2 separate regions of the Mus musculus genome follow, and region 1 is linked to region 2. A link is a loop called in an ENCODE intact Hi-C map of the cell type or tissue named here. Cell type or tissue: heart. All regions are shown on one strand. Each heading gives the region's core, and the rest is flanking DNA. Links, peaks and the distances in the headings are about the cores only.

Region 1 (8,877 bases), core at 640-8,639, 67 kb before region 2:
CAGTGAGTCGGTCAGAGAGCTCTCTTGCAGTGGTTCTTAACCTTCCTAATGCCGCCACCCTTTACTACAGTCCTTCATGCTGTGCTGTCCCCCAACCATAAAATTATTCTCATGACCACTTTATAACTATAATTTTGCTACTCTTATGAATTATAATGTAAGTATCTGTTTTCTGATGGTCTCAGGGCCACCCTGGTGGCCTCTAAGAGGGGTTATGGCTCATAGGTTGATAACCACTGCTTTGTATGGCTTTTTCTCTGGTAGAAATACATTGGTTTATTTGAGATTACTCCATGAACCAAATAAAAATAACTTACCCAAGACAAAATGCATCTCCTTGTTTTTGTTCTGATTCTTCCAACACACATCACAAAACATCTATACCTTTCTGCACACTGGGTGACAACAGATGAGGAGAGTCTAGCCTACATTCGATGAAGAGTCTAATGTAGACTAGATGTTTGATGTGACTGTTTCTTCTCATGTTTGCATAGTTCTGATCAAAACGGTGACATATATACTTTTGAATCTCTCTGGGTTTATTTGTGTAGGTATCTTTTATCCTCTTGGACATACCATTCTAAAATGGCACTGGGAACCCTGCTGGTCTTGTTCTGCCCACCTTCTTTTTTTTAAAGTACCTTTAAGAAATGACAGTGGGGGGCACATAGTATGTATGCTTTTTTGTGTGTTATCTTGTTCATTGAGAGAAACACACAGAAGACAACAGATGGGACAGTACAAGGGTTTATAATTTCCTCCCAAGTCTCAATGCTTCAATCTGCTGACTTTGATTGGGAGAAGATAAGATTCTGAAGCAACCTGCATGTAGAGCTAGAAAAGAATTGGTGACAATTGACAAGAAGCCAAGCCACTAGCCCAGGCCACACATCTGATAGGCCACAGGGTGGGGACAGAATGGAGTAATATGGCAGGCAGAACTCCTCCAGCTCAAGCCCTTGACCACCCAGGTACAGGACAGTGGCCTTCATTCCAAGCGTTCTTTGACTGAAGAGCAGCTTTGATCTATGGCATCTTTGAGAGGTCTCTTCCAGTGTGCTAGATGCTAAGTAAGGTTGTGTTCTCAAACTCCCTGGCCTGAAATGAAGTGACTGGAACTGACCAAAGGGGCACAGAAGAAACCAAACAGTAAATACCAAATATTTGATGAGCATCTAGACTTTTTTAAAGATAGAAATAAGTATCTCCTTTAAGTATGTGGAAGGAAATGACCTCCTCTTAGGCAGTATGGTCTGTGGCTAGGCCAGATAAAAATGAGACTGGGCATTAGACGGCAGCAAGCTTCCTTCTGTCCCCTGAATCTTCCATTGGAATCTACCTGATACTGGGCAGAAGAAACTTATCTGTGTTCTCAAGGTTTCCAGCTCAAGCTAGGTTTAAATTACCCTTAGAAGTGAACCTTCTGGCACCTCAGCTTTCTACTCTGTCTCATAGAGATGTCCACAGCTAACTCCTGAGCTTAGGACAGGAGAGACCTAAGGCCTACATGCAGCCCATACTGAGCACTTAGGGTCCTCAACTAAGTACTACCCTCCAGAGAGGGTGGCAGAAAGTCCTTTAGCTTCAAATCCTAGACTAAGCAGGGAACAGTCTACTGGTGAATCTAGAATGTTCCCAGGATCCTGCAAATATAAGGACAGCAAGGATCCTTCTTTGGTAACGTTTATATACTGACTTGCTTTCTCTCCTTCCCTGCCTTGCTCTCTCCCTTCAGTGCTGGTGGGGACAAGACCCTGGAGAATGTGACCACTTTGCCCAGTAAGTAGATACCAAGGGCTTGAATGGGGCTATTCTAGAAAAAAATTAGTGCATTCGTGGGCACTAGCCCTGAAGTAGGAGACGAGGCCCCAGTTGTCAGTCTGAGGGCATGGGCATCAGACATGGAACCTGCAGACCCAAGTTCAATCCCTGCTCTTTCTTGTGAGGTGACCTGGGGCAGCAGTTCTCAACCTATGGGTCAAGGCTCCTTTAAGGTTGAGTGACATTTTCATAAGGGTCACCTAAGACCATTCTGCATATCAGATAGCTCTATTACAAGTCATAACAGTAGAAAATTACAGTTATAAAGTAGCAACAAAAATAATTTTATGGTTGGGGGTCACCACAACATTAGGAACTGTATTAAAGCCTCACAGCTTTAAGAAGGTAGAGAACCATTGGCTTAGGACAAGCCACCAAATTCCTCAAGCCTTGAGTTTTTCCATTTGGCCCAAGAAATGCTGGGGCAAATCTGATGGCAAGAGCGGGGGGGGGGGGTGGTGGAGGGGGGACGGGGGGGGGACTTCACTGCTCTGTAAGTTGGGCAGAGAAATATGCTTCTGTAAGGGAGACTTTTTCCAACCTTGTCTTATCATCACGTCATTCCAACAGAGAAAGTTTCTGTCAGACACATGTGCTAGAGTCTGCCTTTCCTCTTCCAGATATCCTACGGAAATTTAATGGAAATCTCACAGGCTACTCAGTAGGAACCGGTGACTCCAGTTCCGCAAACGCTTTCCTTAACCAGGCTGTCCCTGGGGCGAAGGCTGAGTATGACATTTGGGGGAACTGTAGAAAGGGGGAGAGAGGCACATGGTCAGTCCCTCAGATACCCCACAGAGACCTACAAAGGGACTTCACCTTATCTGCAGCAATGATTTTAAGGGTACTTTTTCCTGTCTGTCCACAACCAAAGCTATAGCATGGAGATTAGTTTCCTTGGACATGGGAGGGGTTACGTCTCTACAGTTGTTACCTGACTCCTCAGTGGCCAGCCTTTCACACACCATGTCATCTAAGAATTGAACTGACTAAGCATATCGGTAAAATTGAAGCTAAGTAGGTCTGAAATAATGATGCTAGAATCCCTCTCTCCCCAGAGCCTCACAGGTAGCGATTGCCCTATATGATCAGGGGAGGCTTACTATATCAAAGTCAAGATCTCCAACCTGAGGGAGCCTCTGGGAAAATCTCACCTTCTCTCCAGCCCTGACATAGAGCTAACATAAAACAGACGGGAGGTTTCCAGGGGGTGCTGAGGCAGAACTGCCTAGCCTCCTGAGATGGTCTCTCAAGGCAACACTAATTCTTCTCCTAGAGGTCCTGGAAGCCTGGGGTTCCTGCTCCTCAGTTCTTGCCCTTACACCTCTAGTTGGTGGACGTGCCCCCAACACCTGTTTGCTGGGCTCTATAATGGCTTGTAATGCACTGTCCCACTAGCCTATCCAAGGAGACCACAATGCTATGGCTCTGTCACTCAGACTTGTGCTGAGAGCCATGAATTATAAACCCATGTGTGGGTTTATATAACATGTGTGGGTCATGCGTTTCCTCTCTACTTTTCTGAAAGTGGCTCACAGAACAAGTTACACATGTGACACATAATAGTCATATATGTGTGCACATATGTGGGTACATGATACAGGCACATGTGAAGAATCACAGCCATGGTGACAAAGAAGGGATTGTGTCAACGTGAATGTTTCCATGGTTACTGTACCTGAGCATCAAACTGTCAGCTTCTAGGCAGTTAGGAAGCAAAGGAAACATTCTAAACCTTCATACATCCAATTACATGTTCTTTCCCAGCTACTCAAGACAGACAAGTGAGCAAGCTGTAGTGGTGCTCACCTGTAATCCAATCAGTGGAGGACTTGAGCCAGCCTAGGTTATATACTGAAAACCTGCTTAAGAATGGAACATCAGCTGGGCGGTGGTACGCCTTTAATCCCAGCACTTGGGAGGCAGAAGCAGGCAGATTTCTGAGTTCAAGGCCAGCCTGGTCTACAAAAATGAGTTCCAGGACAGCCAGGGCTATACAGAGAAACCCTGTCTCAAAAAACAAACAAACAAACAAGCAAGCAAGCAAAAAGAATGGAACATCAAAGGCAAATGGATTCTCAGTGTGGGACCTTAAGAATATCATGAGCACAAAATGAGACCAGGAGTGGCTTTGATGACTTTAGGACAATCTCCCAGCTTGCTGTTCACAAGGCCATTTGCTGCAGTATTTCTAGATATGTATTAAAATGTATTGAGCTGTATTTCATCCTTTCTATTCCTGACAATTCTCCTCCTCCTGACAAGGAGGCTGGTTCGGGGGTTCTGCCTCTTGCTTGCCATCGTGGGTAGCCACACATAACGAGCACTCTGCATTAACCTTTTCAGTTTGGTCCATTCAGTCTCTCCAACAGTAGCCCCTGTGGCCTGTGAGCCTTGGGGGGGGGGTCTCTGCAGCTCATGTAGTGTCGCAGAAGCCTGTAGTGTGTAGACCCCTGGGGTAAGATGTCAAATGTACACTCTGTCAACGGAAGCACTGACTTTCTCTTCTCAGGAACCTTACAAGCCAAGTCCGGACTCTGGTTCAGAAGATGAAGAGTGACAACGTGAGTCCATTTGATCACTACTGATAAACAGTAGTTGTCTAGCCCACTAAGGTTTTCCCAAATGCTGTGAAAATCAGCAGGTGCCCCATAGTTAGAGGCATTCAAGCAGAGATGGGGAAGATCCTGCCTGAGGCCTTCTAGAGGATATTACATCAATGGGGAGAAAGTGAATGCCAGGCGCAATGACCTTAAAGGTCCCTCCTGTTGCTAAGATCCTGGTCTATAAATAAGTCTCTAAAATGTCATCAACTTTGAGGTTCTTGCTGTATTATTTCAAGTGGATGAGGAAGTCACATGGGGCTGACTGGATTTCCTAGAGCTGTGATAGTTTGTCAGAAACAATGAGCCCTTTCCTCCCTCTTCATGCAGAGAGTGAACTTCAACCGAGACTGGAAGGTCATCACGGTGATGATCGGCGCCAGTGACTTGTGTGACTTCTGCACGGATTCGGTAATGAGATAGGGTCTAGGGCTGACCCTGACTTTGATCCTTAGGCTTTGGAGATCTTCTCGAAGAAAGATCCTCACAACTCACTCAAGGGGGCATTCGTACCCAGCTACATTGTATACGGTACACATAACTCATGCACACATTTATGTATGCACACTCCATACTGTTGGCCTTGTGGTATCTGGCACCGCATGCATGTCCGTCTCAAGCATGAAGGACTAGGTAGACATATATGGTGCTGCTTCTCTTTCTTACAACATATGAAAGAGAAGAAACTGTTGACCCCAAGCATTTTGAAGAATGTCTCCATCTTTCACTCTGGTTAATGGTTCCAGTCTTCTAGTTGGCCTATCCCTGACAACAGTGAGTGGTCAGGCATTCAGCTTAGATTCTAGCATGCTGATAGACTCACAGATGATGGGGGGAGGGAAACAAGTCCTTGGGGCTGGACCCAGAAGGGAAGCCCACAAGTGCCTCTTCTGCCTTTTGCACTGGAACCAACAACTCCTTCCTCTCCTCCCATTTCTCTTTCCAGAATCATTACTCTGCAGCCAATTTTTTTGACCATCTCCAAAATGCCTTGGACATTCTACATAAGGAGGTGGGTGAGGGCTTCTGTAACTTGGTTTCAGCTCCAATATAATGGACGTGCAGGTGGGAGGGGAGGGGAAGGGTGGAGCCAGCCAAGGGCATGGGCTCTGTGCCTGTCCAAAGGCTGCACTGCATTCTACTTGGAATATATCCCCAGAGATCTATGGTATGAAGAAAGAAAGGTACTGCGTACTTCTGTCTCTCTCCAGGACAACTGTTGGTTAGCAGCTAGCCAGTACCCAGGCTTGGCATTGCATTTTGAACCACAGAGAGTATTTTGAATGAGCTTCTATACCTAGCCTTATATCTTCTACCCCACTGCTACCTTGTGGCAATAACAAGCTGCCCCCGCCATGCCCTGGAAGTAGCATTCTGACCACCAGATGCTCTGCTGGCTATCTGAGTCCCCATGTCTACTCAGAAGAAGTTGACCCATGTCAAGCTGGCAAAAGTTGGTCAGGAGCCAATGACCTAGCAAATAAGTTGCCTATCACGTTATATTTTGGTTCACTAAATGGTGGCTGAACAGAGCTATGCACTTAGCATTTATTGTCATTTCAGAGGCACTATCTCTACTGAAGCTGGGCAGGGCACTCCCCACCCATTTCTGTACTAGCATCATGCATGGGCTCACAACCCCATGAAGTAGTCCCGTGTGGATGGACCTGTCTCTTGAACTTAAGGGATGAGCTGAGCTGGAAGTCTAAAAGGAGACTCTATCCAAACCCTGGGAGACCTTGTCTCATCTGCAGCCTTCTCTTTAGGTACCCAGAGCCCTGGTCAACCTTGTGGACTTCATTAACCCCAGTATCATTCGGGAAGTATTCCTGAAGAACCCAGACAAGTGCCCAGTGAATCAGTCCAGGTAGGCAGGCACCATTCCTCCTACCCAAGAGCTATCCCAAGCTCCGGTCTGACCTTTGCATTTAGCAGTGCCTCTCTGGAGCCTCTGCCCATGGGAGGTCAAGACTGATCTGATCCCTTACCATATCCTAAATGCCAGGCAGGAATTTCTATGCTAGCAAGACCACCGGGGCTACTGTTGGAGAGACTGAGTAGCCCAAACTGAAAAGGGCAATGCAGAATAGTCTTTGTGTGTGGTTAGACTGCAACAGAGAACAAGAGACAGAACACCTGAGCCAGGCACCTTGTCAGGAAGAAGATGTATGGCTGTTTTGTTTTTTAATTAAGCATCGTATTCTCATTGCCTGAATTCATTTACTCAACAGAATATGTGTCTGGCCTAGCCTCTGAAATCCCAATTTTGGTACTTATTAAAGTGAGTTCACTCAAACTTCAGACTCCTCTCTCATCTCTTTCTCTAGTACTTAGGAAAAGTATCTCAAAACCTCCAGGCACTTGTGCTGCCAAATCAGGGCTTGAATGAACCCTGCTATCCCTCCCAGCTCTGGGTAGCCAGAAGCGGTCCCTGAATGGGGCATCAGCTATTGGATCTTCTTGCCTCCCTTTCTTTATACAGTGTCCTGTGCAACTGTGTTCTGACCCCGAGGAAGGATTCCTATGAGCTGGCAAGGTTGGAGGCCTTCACCAAATCCTACCAGGTAAGGCAGAGGCCTCCACCTGTGTTCTTTATACTTTAGCCCAAAGCCCCTGCTACACAGGGGAGGCATGAAGGAAATCCTGGGCTCTCTCTGCTCCAACCTGGCTGAGGGTCTCAGTTTCCCTGGTTGTAAATGCCCCAGTGGCATCCAAGGTGGCAAAACTGGTGTGGCTCAGACACTGGTGTTGCAGGAGGGGGTGGCAGGACAGCTCTTATTGATAGCCAGTAGGCCTGGGAGGCCCTATGAAATCACACTGGAAGCCAGCTTCTCCCCATATCTCTGGCTCCAACTCTCATACCAGTCCCCACAGACAGGCCACAAAAAAGAGATTATAGGCTAGGAGGCTGATGATCTCTGGAGTATCTTCTCTGTTTCTTGTTCTTTGTGGGACTGTCTACCCAGCCTTGGAGATGGCAAGTTTAAAACAAAAACAAACAAACAACCCATTTCCAAACTTTCTTGAATGGGATTTACTATCAAAAAACATTTACATCATATGAACAGCTGAGTCAGCTTCTCTGTCCAATAGGATGGGGACAGAGAGTCCATGTACCCTACCCTGTGTTAAAGGCTGCTGTTTGTGTGTGTGTTCCCAGAGTAGCATGCTCCAACTGGTTGAGTCAGGCCGCTACGACACTCGAGAGGACTTCTCTGTGGTACTGCAGCCCTTTCTCCTCAACACCAAGCTCCCTGTCCTAGAGGTATACTCCCCTACCCACAATCTTGAGCTCTGGAGGAAGAACTGCTATGGGCATCTTTGCAAGAGAACAACCAAGGCAGGAATGCATGTGCCTCCACAGCATGAGAATAAGGCAGGAAGGCCACAGGGAGATCTACAGATGCTATGCTAGCAGGCACATGCAACATCTGAGCCCAGACATTATGCTTCCCACAGATAAGATTGCCACGACTGTCTTTGAGGATACTGTAAGCCTCACAGAACAAAAGGGCAGAGATGTGATATATCCTTCCTAAAATCAGATAGAACATAGAAGACAGGCAGAACTCCCAAGTATCCAACTCTACATCAGTGACTTGAGGCCACACATGGTCTCTCTCTCACGTGGCCCTGTGGTTAGAAAGGAGAGTTCCCGTGCTGTGTTTCCACCTACTGGCCATGCTCCTTGGCACTTCCTCTCAGTGCAGAAGAGCTCTGTGGGCAGAGCAGGTAATGCCTCTTGCCCAAAGCCTTATCCAGCTTCAGGGAAACTGGATGGAGAGCTGTGTCCAGCTGCAGAGAAGAGCTGGAGTCGGGTGCCCAGCTATCCTGATGCCAGCTCTGGCCAGGCCTGCTTGGTGCCCACTTTAAACCTCTCTACCAAAGGAGGCTGAAGATGAAGAAGGAAGCCCCACCCCGACACTACCTCCCTTTGCTACTTAGTATTCTCATGATAGTAACAAAATACCTAGCACAGCAACTTGGAAGGAAGGAAGGAAGGAAGGGAGGGAGGGAGGGAGGGAGGGAGGGAGGGAGGGAGGGAGGGAGGAAGGAAGGAAGGAAGGAAGGAAGGAAGGAAGGAAGGAAGGAAGGAAGGAAGGAAGGAAGGAAGGTAGGTAGGTAGGTTGGTTTGTTTTGGCTTATATTTTAGTTTAAGAAGATACAATGTATCCTGGCAGGGAAGCCATGGGCAGGAGCATGAGGTAGCTGGTCACATTGTATCAGGAAGCAGAGAATCAGGAATGTAGGTGCTCAGAGAGCTTTCTCTCTCTCTGCAAAGTCCAGTACCCCCCATCCATTCAGTGTTAGTCCTCCTGTCCCAGTTCACCTAACCTAGAAAATCCCTCACCAATATGCTGGGAGATGTGTCTCTGGGGATTCTAGATCCTGTTGGGTTGATGTCAATATTAACCAATATGCTACCCAAGACTCCCCCGGGAAATGAGAAATG
Region 2 (8,877 bases), core at 596-8,595:
TTGGGTTTAAAAAGGACAAGACTGAGATTGTGGTCCCAAACCAGGCGTGTGTACTTGATCATTTACTGTTGTAAATACTGTCTGTGTCACTTACAATTAATACTGTCTTGGTCGTTTACTATTGGCTTGTCCAAGGTCATGGTTAGAGCCACTTCACTGGGAGCCATCAAGAGAAAGACAATGTCTCTTCTGAACATGAAGAGCTAAACTGAATACGTGAGCAGGGTTGGGAGAATTTAATCAAAATGGCTGGTGGGACAGGAGAAAATGAGGGGAGGAAATACTTTAGAGGTTAATTAATCTGTTGTTCTGTTGTTATGACAAATACCTGATAAAAAGAACTGAAAGACAGAAGGATTCTTTTACTTTACGGTTTTAGAGATTCCAGTCCATAGCTCTTGGCATCGTGGCAGCAGGACCACATGGAAGACAAAAAGCAGGGAGCAAGGAAGGGACTGGGTGGGGACCAGGTGTAACCTTCAAAGAACACATCCAGTGATCTACTTCCTCCAACACTAGGTCCCACCTCCTAAAAACTTCCAGAACCTCCCAAAACAGTGCCACCAGGGGAGACAAGCACTGAGCACACGAGTCTGTGTTTGTTTCATACTCAAACCTTAGCAGGGAATGTAAAGGACTCGCTAAAGGCATATGCATTTTATCAAATGAAACTTAAAGTTCGACGTTGTAGTCTGTCTGGTCAAAAGATATATGGCAGAGTTGTCGAAACAATAAAACCAAAGGGTAGCAGTTCCAACTCTGTACCGAACACACACCCCTGAGGCTGTTTTTGTCATCTGTAAAACACATATGGTCTCTTTGCCACACCTAACTTGTCAGAGCTGTCACAGGCAACCTTGGTTAACCAAATGTGATGAAATAATCCCCCAAAGTTGTGTTTATAAAAACAGTCCACTGCAAAGGCCCACAAAAACTAGGTGTCTTGGTTTGTTTCCTGTTGTTAAAACACAACATCTAAGACTAGGTAGCTTATAAGGTTAAGAAGTGGACTGGAGAGATGGCTCAGTGGTTAAGAGCACTGACTGCTCTTCCAGAGGTCCTGAGTTCAATTCCCAGCAACCACGTGGTGGCTCACAACCATCTGTAATGGAATCTGATGCCCTCTTCTGGTGTGTCTGAAGATAGCTATAGTGTACTTATATACATAAAGTAATAAATACATCTTAAAAAAATAAGATTAAGAAGTTTATTCTTTGTATTCTTTGTATTCACTTTGTAGACCAGACTGGCCTCGAACTCAGAAATCCGCCTGCCTCTGCCTCCATATGCCACCATGCCCAGCAAGAAGTTTATTCTTGCTTATGCTTCTGAAAACTAATAAGTTCAAGAACATGGTACTCAGCGTCTGATGGCCTTGAGGCACCAGAAAGAAGGGAAATGTCCATTTGCAAAAGACACAGAACAAGAGGGACTGCCTTGCTTTGTGGCAACTCACATCCATGGAAAGTAACCCAATCCCATGAGTGAATTATTATTCCTGCTCAATGGCCTCCTCATCTCTTAATGGTCCCACATTCTATCTAATATGGCCACAATGACAATCAGGTTTTAGCATGTATTTCAGAAGGGATCAACCATTTTCAAACCATAGCATGAGCCTCAGTCCTTCTAGGTCTCCTAGCAATTGATCCTGCCAAGTCTGTGAGGCACAACCCAGCCTGCAGCTACAGCACTTGGGGTACTTGAAATAGAAGAATGTCTCTATGACCTGACTTGTGGACAACTCTGAGGCTCTGTCTGTTCCCAAAGCATCCCTCACCTCCTCAGTTTCATGTCCTTTCTATGAGACTCCCTCCTTAATGCTGAGAGAGTTTTGCATAAAGGTGACCAGGCACCAGGTAAGTCTGGGCTGCAGTCCAGCTCAAATTCCATCCAAGGCTTGCAACAACCTGGAGAGAGAATGCTTTTCTCCACTCCTAAGGGTGGCCTGTTATTCTAACCAGCACATCCCTTACCTGGAGGTCAGAAAACAAGTTACCAGTGTTGAGGTAAACAAATGTTTCCTGGAATAGAAAGGTCACCCTGTCTGCCATTAGTATTTGGAACTTTGCTCTGGTGTGTGTGTGTGTGTGTGTAAGAGAGAGACAGAGACAATGAGACAGAGAGAAAGAGAGAGTCAAAGATAAAGGGACAAACAGCAAGACAATGGAAGAGGAAGACAGACAGACACAGAAAGACACATGCACAGGGGCAAAGAATATATATGCATGGGCACATGTATACATGTTCAGAGGATGTATATAAATATGTTCATTCATGCTTTTGCATGTGTAAGCCTTAGGGGAGTCCTCAAGGACAGAGAAGGTTGGTGCCGTAAGAGGGTGGAGTTCAGCCCAGCCTAGGAGCCAGGTGACGTTGGACAAGAGGCCAGGAGCAGCAAGAACATGATACAGGTTCTAGGGAAGAAGCGTTAATTGTAAAGTAACCCGCACACACTAACCTGACCTCACAATCCTGCTGAAAGTCAGCCCTCCAGTGTAAACAGCAGGAGAGGGATTGCAGTATACAGTGCTTGGTGAGGATACACGGGACTCTACACTGAAGTCTGGCATCACCGGAGGCACTTGCTGCAGCTGGTCCCACCCTCCTCCCTTTGGCAGCACAGTCAGAACCTTGAGCATCTCGGGGTGGCTTCAACCAAACATGAACATACAGTCATCTCAAGGTCGCCATGGACGTGTGTCCATGTGGACCCGTGTGACTCTTACAACTCTTCCTTTTGCTCTGAATGAGAAGCCTCATTGTTTGAAGCTTGAGAGGCTGGGAACCAGCTTGGCAGAACAATAAATAGAGGTGGTAGACTGTGCCCATCGTGGGAAGGAAGGGAAGTTTGCCTGCAGGGAGGACAGCACCAGAGCACTGGGTGCAGTTTCCTATAACCTTGGCGGCTTAGGCTATAACACCAAGGACATAGTCACCTACAGCAAGAGGGAGGGGCCGGTGGCCAAGCAGCTTCCAGCTTCTAGACCAGCAATAGAACCAAAGAAAAGCCGAATTCTAACCTTTCCCATGGACTCTGTGGTGGTTTGAATATGCTTGGCCCAGGAGTGACACTATTTAGAGGTGTTGTCTTGTTGGAGTAGATGGGTCACTGTGGGCATGGGCTTTAATACCCTAGTCCTAGCTGCCTGGAAGCCAGTCTTCTAGCAACTTGCAAATGAAGATGTAGAACTCTCTGCTCTGCCTGTACCAGGCCTGCCTGGATGCTGCCATGCTCCTGCCTTGATGATAATGGACTGAACCTCTGAATCTGTAAGCCAGCCCCAACTAAATGTTGTCCTTATAAGAGTTGCCTTGGTAATGGTGTCTGTTCATAGCTATAAAAGCCTAACTAAGACAGCCTCCATCCCTGCATCTTCAGAGCCCAAGAAATACTTCCATGGGAGAAGAAAATGGAATACACCAATAGACAAGGTACACACACTCCTTGTAGTAAGGTCCTATGGGCTATAGGTCCTGTTGGCTTGGAAAAATCCTAGAATTGAAAACTTAAAGCATTTTCAGATGTAAATTTGATCTGAAGGTCACATGGGCACTTCTTTCCAAGAGTGGAGGTTATGTTATTATTTGCAGTCAGTTTCTTTTCTCATATTGTTATCTATGCTTTTTGACATGTTGGAACACTTAAAGGTCTTTGGGGAAAACAACAAAAAGAAAAAAGAAAAAGAACACTTACCCATGCCCTTGTATTCACCTGGTTCTAGAGAGAAACCAGTACACGACACTCACTAATTGGACTTTCTCTTGGGACTCACAAATCATGATGACCTAGGCCCCCCTAAAGACTCATAGGACTCAGAATAAGAGGATACAAACTAAATCCCATGTACAATGGCCTACAGTCTTTAAGCTAACAATCAATATTCCATTGATTTTTTTCTTGACAAATAGATATTCACAGTGACCTACAAGCCAGAGTGTAACTTAGAATGGTCCTACTGCCCCCTCCCCAGAGGGTGCCAGCTCCCAATTCAGACTGAAGGAGGAGTCTGACTCCCAAGGTTCCTGATATTAAGACTAAGGTGGAGGGTTTGGGGGATGTAGTTCCATTGATAGAGTGCTTGTCTAACGGACATGAAAACTGGATGTAGTAAAGCTCACGTGTGATCTCAGTATCAAGAGCAGAAGGCAGCAGGAACAGAAACTTAAGTAATCTTCAGCTAGCGAATGTAAGGCCAGCCTGCATTACATGAGGCCCTGTTGAAAACTTGAGGGAAACCAGCAACCATTGGGAACAAGGTTTCTCACCCTACCCCTCTTCCTGTTTCCTTAGGTTTCTTTAGAGAGCTTCCTGGCTCTCACTATGTGAAAATGTAGCCTCCAAAAACCCAGTTCTTTAGATCAATTGGCTTATGTACATCTCTGTTAGGTTAGCTGGCTTTCCCAGCCTTCCCAGAACCTTGATTCTATTTGACTTTGGACAACTGTGAATTTCCCGGGTCGCAATTTGCTCAACAGCTTCCTCAAAGGCTTCTGAGAATCAAAGGAGGTGACACCTAGCCCAAAGTAAGCAGCTGTAATTGGCAAGAGTTGTATTGTTCCTCCCCCCATCCCCCAAATGAGAAAGCAGGAAAAAAGAAAAGCCACCTTAATGTCTGCCCTGAAGGGTGATGTGCCGCTCCTTCTCTGAGGACAAGGGACCATGCATGCCAGGCCAGGCCAGCCCAGCTTGCAGTCACACAGCTGACCAGCACACTGGACCACATCCCAGAGACCTCGTCAAATATTGATGACGTGTATAATGTCTTTCGAACACAATACGATAATCCTCAGGAAAGACCTTCCGTGACCCTGTGGAGAGGGGAAGGCTTTTTATAGTCCTTAATCAGCTCCACATCTGGGAAACTCTGCCACTGGCTCAGGGCAAACCAACCTATTTGGAGAGCTTTCCCAAGTGTCCTTTTCTAAGTCTTCCTAAAAAGAGAGAAAAGGACAATAAATAGACTGTGAACATGGCTGACAGTTAAGGACATTAACCGGATAACTTGAGTGAGGTAACCTCCAGCGAGTATAGCTGAGTGGCAGGGTGCTTAGCCAGCATGCTTGAGGCTAAGAGCTCAGTCCCAGCATTGTAAAAGCCAGCTGGTGTGCTTTGGCTGACACTACTCATGGAATAAAGTATACAGTGCGTGCCCATGTCCCCATTGGGTATGTGCCAGGATCATACCTGGGGAAAGGCCCTCATAGCTCTGCCCATTTTCATCAAAGTTTTCATACTGGAAATTAGAAGTAATTAAAGACTAACCCCTTCTGATGTGTCATGCCAAGTCAAGACTGGGAGTCCTCTTATCCCCTGACAAGCAGTCCCTGACTACCTCTTCCTCCTGCCCCTCAGCAGCCACCTTCCTTTCTTTCTTTGCCCTCCATGAAGGAAAATATTCAGAGAGTCTCACCTGCTGGGGAAAGAGAGAGTGCAGAAGAATGAAATAGGAGAGAATAAAAATACTTTGACTCACATGGAAAACAATTTACAGCCACACAGGCACGGTGTGATTATCCACATGTGCATCTACATTAGAGAGAGCCAAGAGAATAGATTTAGTAAGTCTTCATTGAGCTATGCCCTGAGCCCTCTGCCTTAGTGTTTTAACACTGTGGAATCTTGGAAATCACATTCTCAATTTGAACTTGGATAAGAAGAGATGTCTATGAACTAGCATTGTCCTCAGGGTGGGGACAGTTCTAAGTGACAATCTGGCTTCATTTGAGGAAAGGATTACAAGAGATGAACATCGACCATCGGGGAGAGAATAGATAAATGTATCAGGAAAAAGCTGAGGGACGCCAGCACCTTTCACAGGTAAAATTAGATAAGGTAGTGAATGGTATCTTTGTGCTTAGGGTAACCATGGGAACCGAATTCATTCATCATGGGTCACCCTACTGCATTCCTAGTACTGGGGACTGAGCTTCGAACTACAGACATTAAAGTAAAGCAAGTCTAGGATGACAAACCCAAGGGGACAAAACTGAGAATGGACCAGCTTCCTGTGTGGCTGAGGGCTTTGGGAAAAGCCAGCTTCTCCCCTCAGGCTAAAGCTGGGTCTGGGACTCAGAACTCTCAGATTCCTTTCTGAAGGAGGTCAAGAGATGTGAACAGGACTGGAACAGACTGGCCAGGCTGAAAGACATGATGAAATTGTGACTTTGCTCAACCCTGTACCTAACCTTGTGGCAAGGGTGCCAGTGAGTGGGCCTGAGACATGGGCCGAGGACTCCTCATGGAGATTTCTGATTTCTCTGGCCAAAGATAGTCTAAAGAAGTAGCTCTGGACCACAGAGCAGCAGGTGAGGTCCACCAGCGCCTTCTTCTACAGGAAGCCTTCCCCAAACTCATTGGTCTCCTGAGATCTCTTTAGGCCATTTTTTCCCCTATCTCTTACTGCCAATGCTGTGATCGCTAAAAAGGCCTGGTAGAAAGAGAAGGGCTGGGGAGGGAGAGATGGCTTGGCAGTTAAAAGCACTGGCCATTCTTCCAGAGGTCCTGAGTTCAAGTCCCAGCAACCACATGATGGCTCACAACCATCTGTAATGGGATCCAATGCCCTCTTCTGGTGTGTCTGAAGACAGTGGCAGTGTACTCACATACATAAAATAAATAAATCTCTTGAAAGAAAGAAAAAAAAAAGAAAAAAGAAGAAAGGAAGGAAGGAAGGAAGGAGAGGGGTTTTGAAGAAGGCCATGCACTTGTGTCACATTTCTCTGACTGCAAAGCAGAGCAAAACAGGGTCCCTGATCTACCTTTAAATGGCGACTGGTAACCACAAGGAGCCAAGAGATTCCAAAAGAAGATAAACCAAGCTCCTTGTAAATGGAGTCCAAGGGCCAGAGTGGGCTTTAGTGATTGAAGGAGGTCAGAGGTTTGACCTGGCTCCGAGACCTGGGCTTGATTCCTACCTGACTCTATCACTAAGTTGGGTAATTATAGCAAGTTACTTAACCTCCTAAAGCCTGTTTCCTAAACTTAAAAAAAAAAAAAGTAGACAAATATGCCTGTCTACTCCAGAAATTTATCACTGGTGGAACACTCACAGAGGACAGGAGGTCATTTGTTTGGAGTGATTGGCAGGGCACCTGCTCCCAGAGGGTGCTCAGCTCCTGCCGCAGCTGGGACGATTAGCACTATTTTAAGTCACCTACCTGGTTACTGTTTCCACCCATATGGGCCACTCTCCACAGTAGGCACAGGTCAGGCAGAGGAAGCTGTACACTTCCCATCATACCCAGTGCCTCTAGGGACAGACCTGGGTCTCCTTGTGTCTGGACAGCAACAGGCCCCACAGTCTAGAGAGAAACCTGTTCCCTAGCTGGGCTTCCACATTCCTTCTGGGTGGAATGCCTTGGCAGCAGATTCCCTGGGGGCTGGAACTCAACTCCTTACAGACTTCTGACAAACACCACCAGAGAGAACAATTCCTTCCTCCTCTCTCCTTGGAAAGCCACTCCCAGGGAATGTTTTTAGACAGTTACTCTCCTATGTCTTCCTTCTTGCGACCCTATTGTGCTGATGAGCCGGATTCTGGGACAGCAGAAGAGAGTTTGTGTGCTGAGTGTGCGAGTGTGCACTCGTGGAGTTAGCAAGAATACTGTGTGCTGGTGATGTGCAAAGCACAACATGCAGGAGTGGTGGATTCCTTAAGGTAGTCCCTAAGACAAGAGTAAGTAAACAGATGTGAGTACAAAGGTGGAAGAGAATTGACAGAACGGTGGGGCCCTGGACCCCAGAGCAGAAAAGCTTTAGTTTGCGAGCAGAGGCCCAACTCAGAAGAGAAGAGCTGCAGGGAGCTGTGTAATCCTCTCCCTTCCCTCAAAGAGCTTGGCCTTGGTTAAGGTCAGACTGGAGAGAGGATCCCCTTTATATGTAACATACCTGCTGAGCTGCTGCTGGCCCATGTAACCTTGCCCTTCTTATCAGAGACCCTGTCTAGCTCTACAAGGAGGCTGGAGGAGGAGGTTCAAGGGCCCATCAAGAAAATGAGCTGCTCAGATCAGCACTAGGCTAGAACAGCCTCTCAGGTCTCTCCAGCTTTCCAGACTAGATAGGACCTTCACTCTGAAATCTAAAAGCCAGTGCCAATTTGTCCCCTACCTTCAGGTGCTATATCCCCCTGTCAGATTTTTGTTTAAACTTCTCAGCCCAGAACCCAGGGTCCTTGGTCATCTGGCTCCTTCACCACCCAGCTTCACCCCAAAGCTCAGACTGGTCCCTTCATTCTTGCATCTTGCTGCATTGTTAACTCCCTGTCCACTCTTTCAGATCAAGTTCAATTGCTGTTTCCTTCATCAAAGCTTCCCAAATCTACCCACAGGCAGTTTCTTCCTGCCCACCCCACCTACCTCCTGAAATGGCCTGACTTCCTGTACTTCCTTGCTGCCTGGTGTCACTTGTCACAATCCACCTCCACCAGGCTTTAACTGACATCAGCGTCTCTATTTTGCTCTCTCTATCTGCCTTCACTGAAGTCCCATCCACAAAATGTTCTCTCTTAGAAGGTTGACCCACTGCTAGGATCTCTTCCAAATGCGGGCCTTCAGTCCCTAAAGCTCAAGTCCCTATCTCCCAACATCCTCTTGGCCTTAAACTCAAATGTGTAGCTAGCATCTCAGGGTTACTCTACAGTTCCCATCCCCCAAATGCTTGAGTCATGTGTGTGTATGTAAATCTAAAAGTGGAACAAGGACCTCCCAATTTCTGCCAAGTGCCAATCAAAACCCAAGCTATCAAATGTTCAAAAGTGTTTGAAGATGGGAATGCTCAGAATACGTGCCTGACGCTCACAGCTATGCCTGATGCTCACAGCTATGCCTGATGCTCACAGCTATGCCTGATGCTCACAGCTATGCCTGAATATGCCC

What was found. Peaks named below come from ENCODE experiments on the same cell type or tissue, not always from the same donor. Only the 100,000 strongest peaks of a DNase experiment are listed, where the experiment ranks them.
Region 1: a loop joins it to region 2, with 3 times the contacts of the local background. A loop is called at or near these places in 5 of 42 quality-filtered maps.

The regions. Positions count from the first base shown.
Region 1 is chr5:32,323,658-32,332,534 of GRCm38, forward strand. It overlaps Plb1 (phospholipase B1), which reads left to right. Exons shown (of 59, transcript NM_001081407.1): 35 at 1,736-1,779; 36 at 2,442-2,550; 37 at 4,334-4,385; 38 at 4,755-4,835; 39 at 5,371-5,436; 40 at 6,191-6,291; 41 at 6,907-6,988; 42 at 7,585-7,689. The region is part of intron 1 of Gm36840 (a long non-coding RNA gene); the gene reads right to left. Among named protein-coding and RNA genes, the nearest start is that of Gm36840, 27 kb to the right of the region's middle. In heart, for the core only: no CTCF peak of the experiment used is centred there; no DNase peak of the experiment used is centred there; H3K27me3 peaks cover 246 bases.
Region 2 is chr5:32,390,602-32,399,478 of GRCm38, forward strand. No RefSeq gene overlaps it. Among named protein-coding and RNA genes, the nearest start is that of Gm36840, 40 kb to the left of the region's middle. In heart, for the core only: no CTCF peak of the experiment used is centred there; a DNase peak (open chromatin) is centred at 4,700; H3K27ac peaks cover 1,784 bases.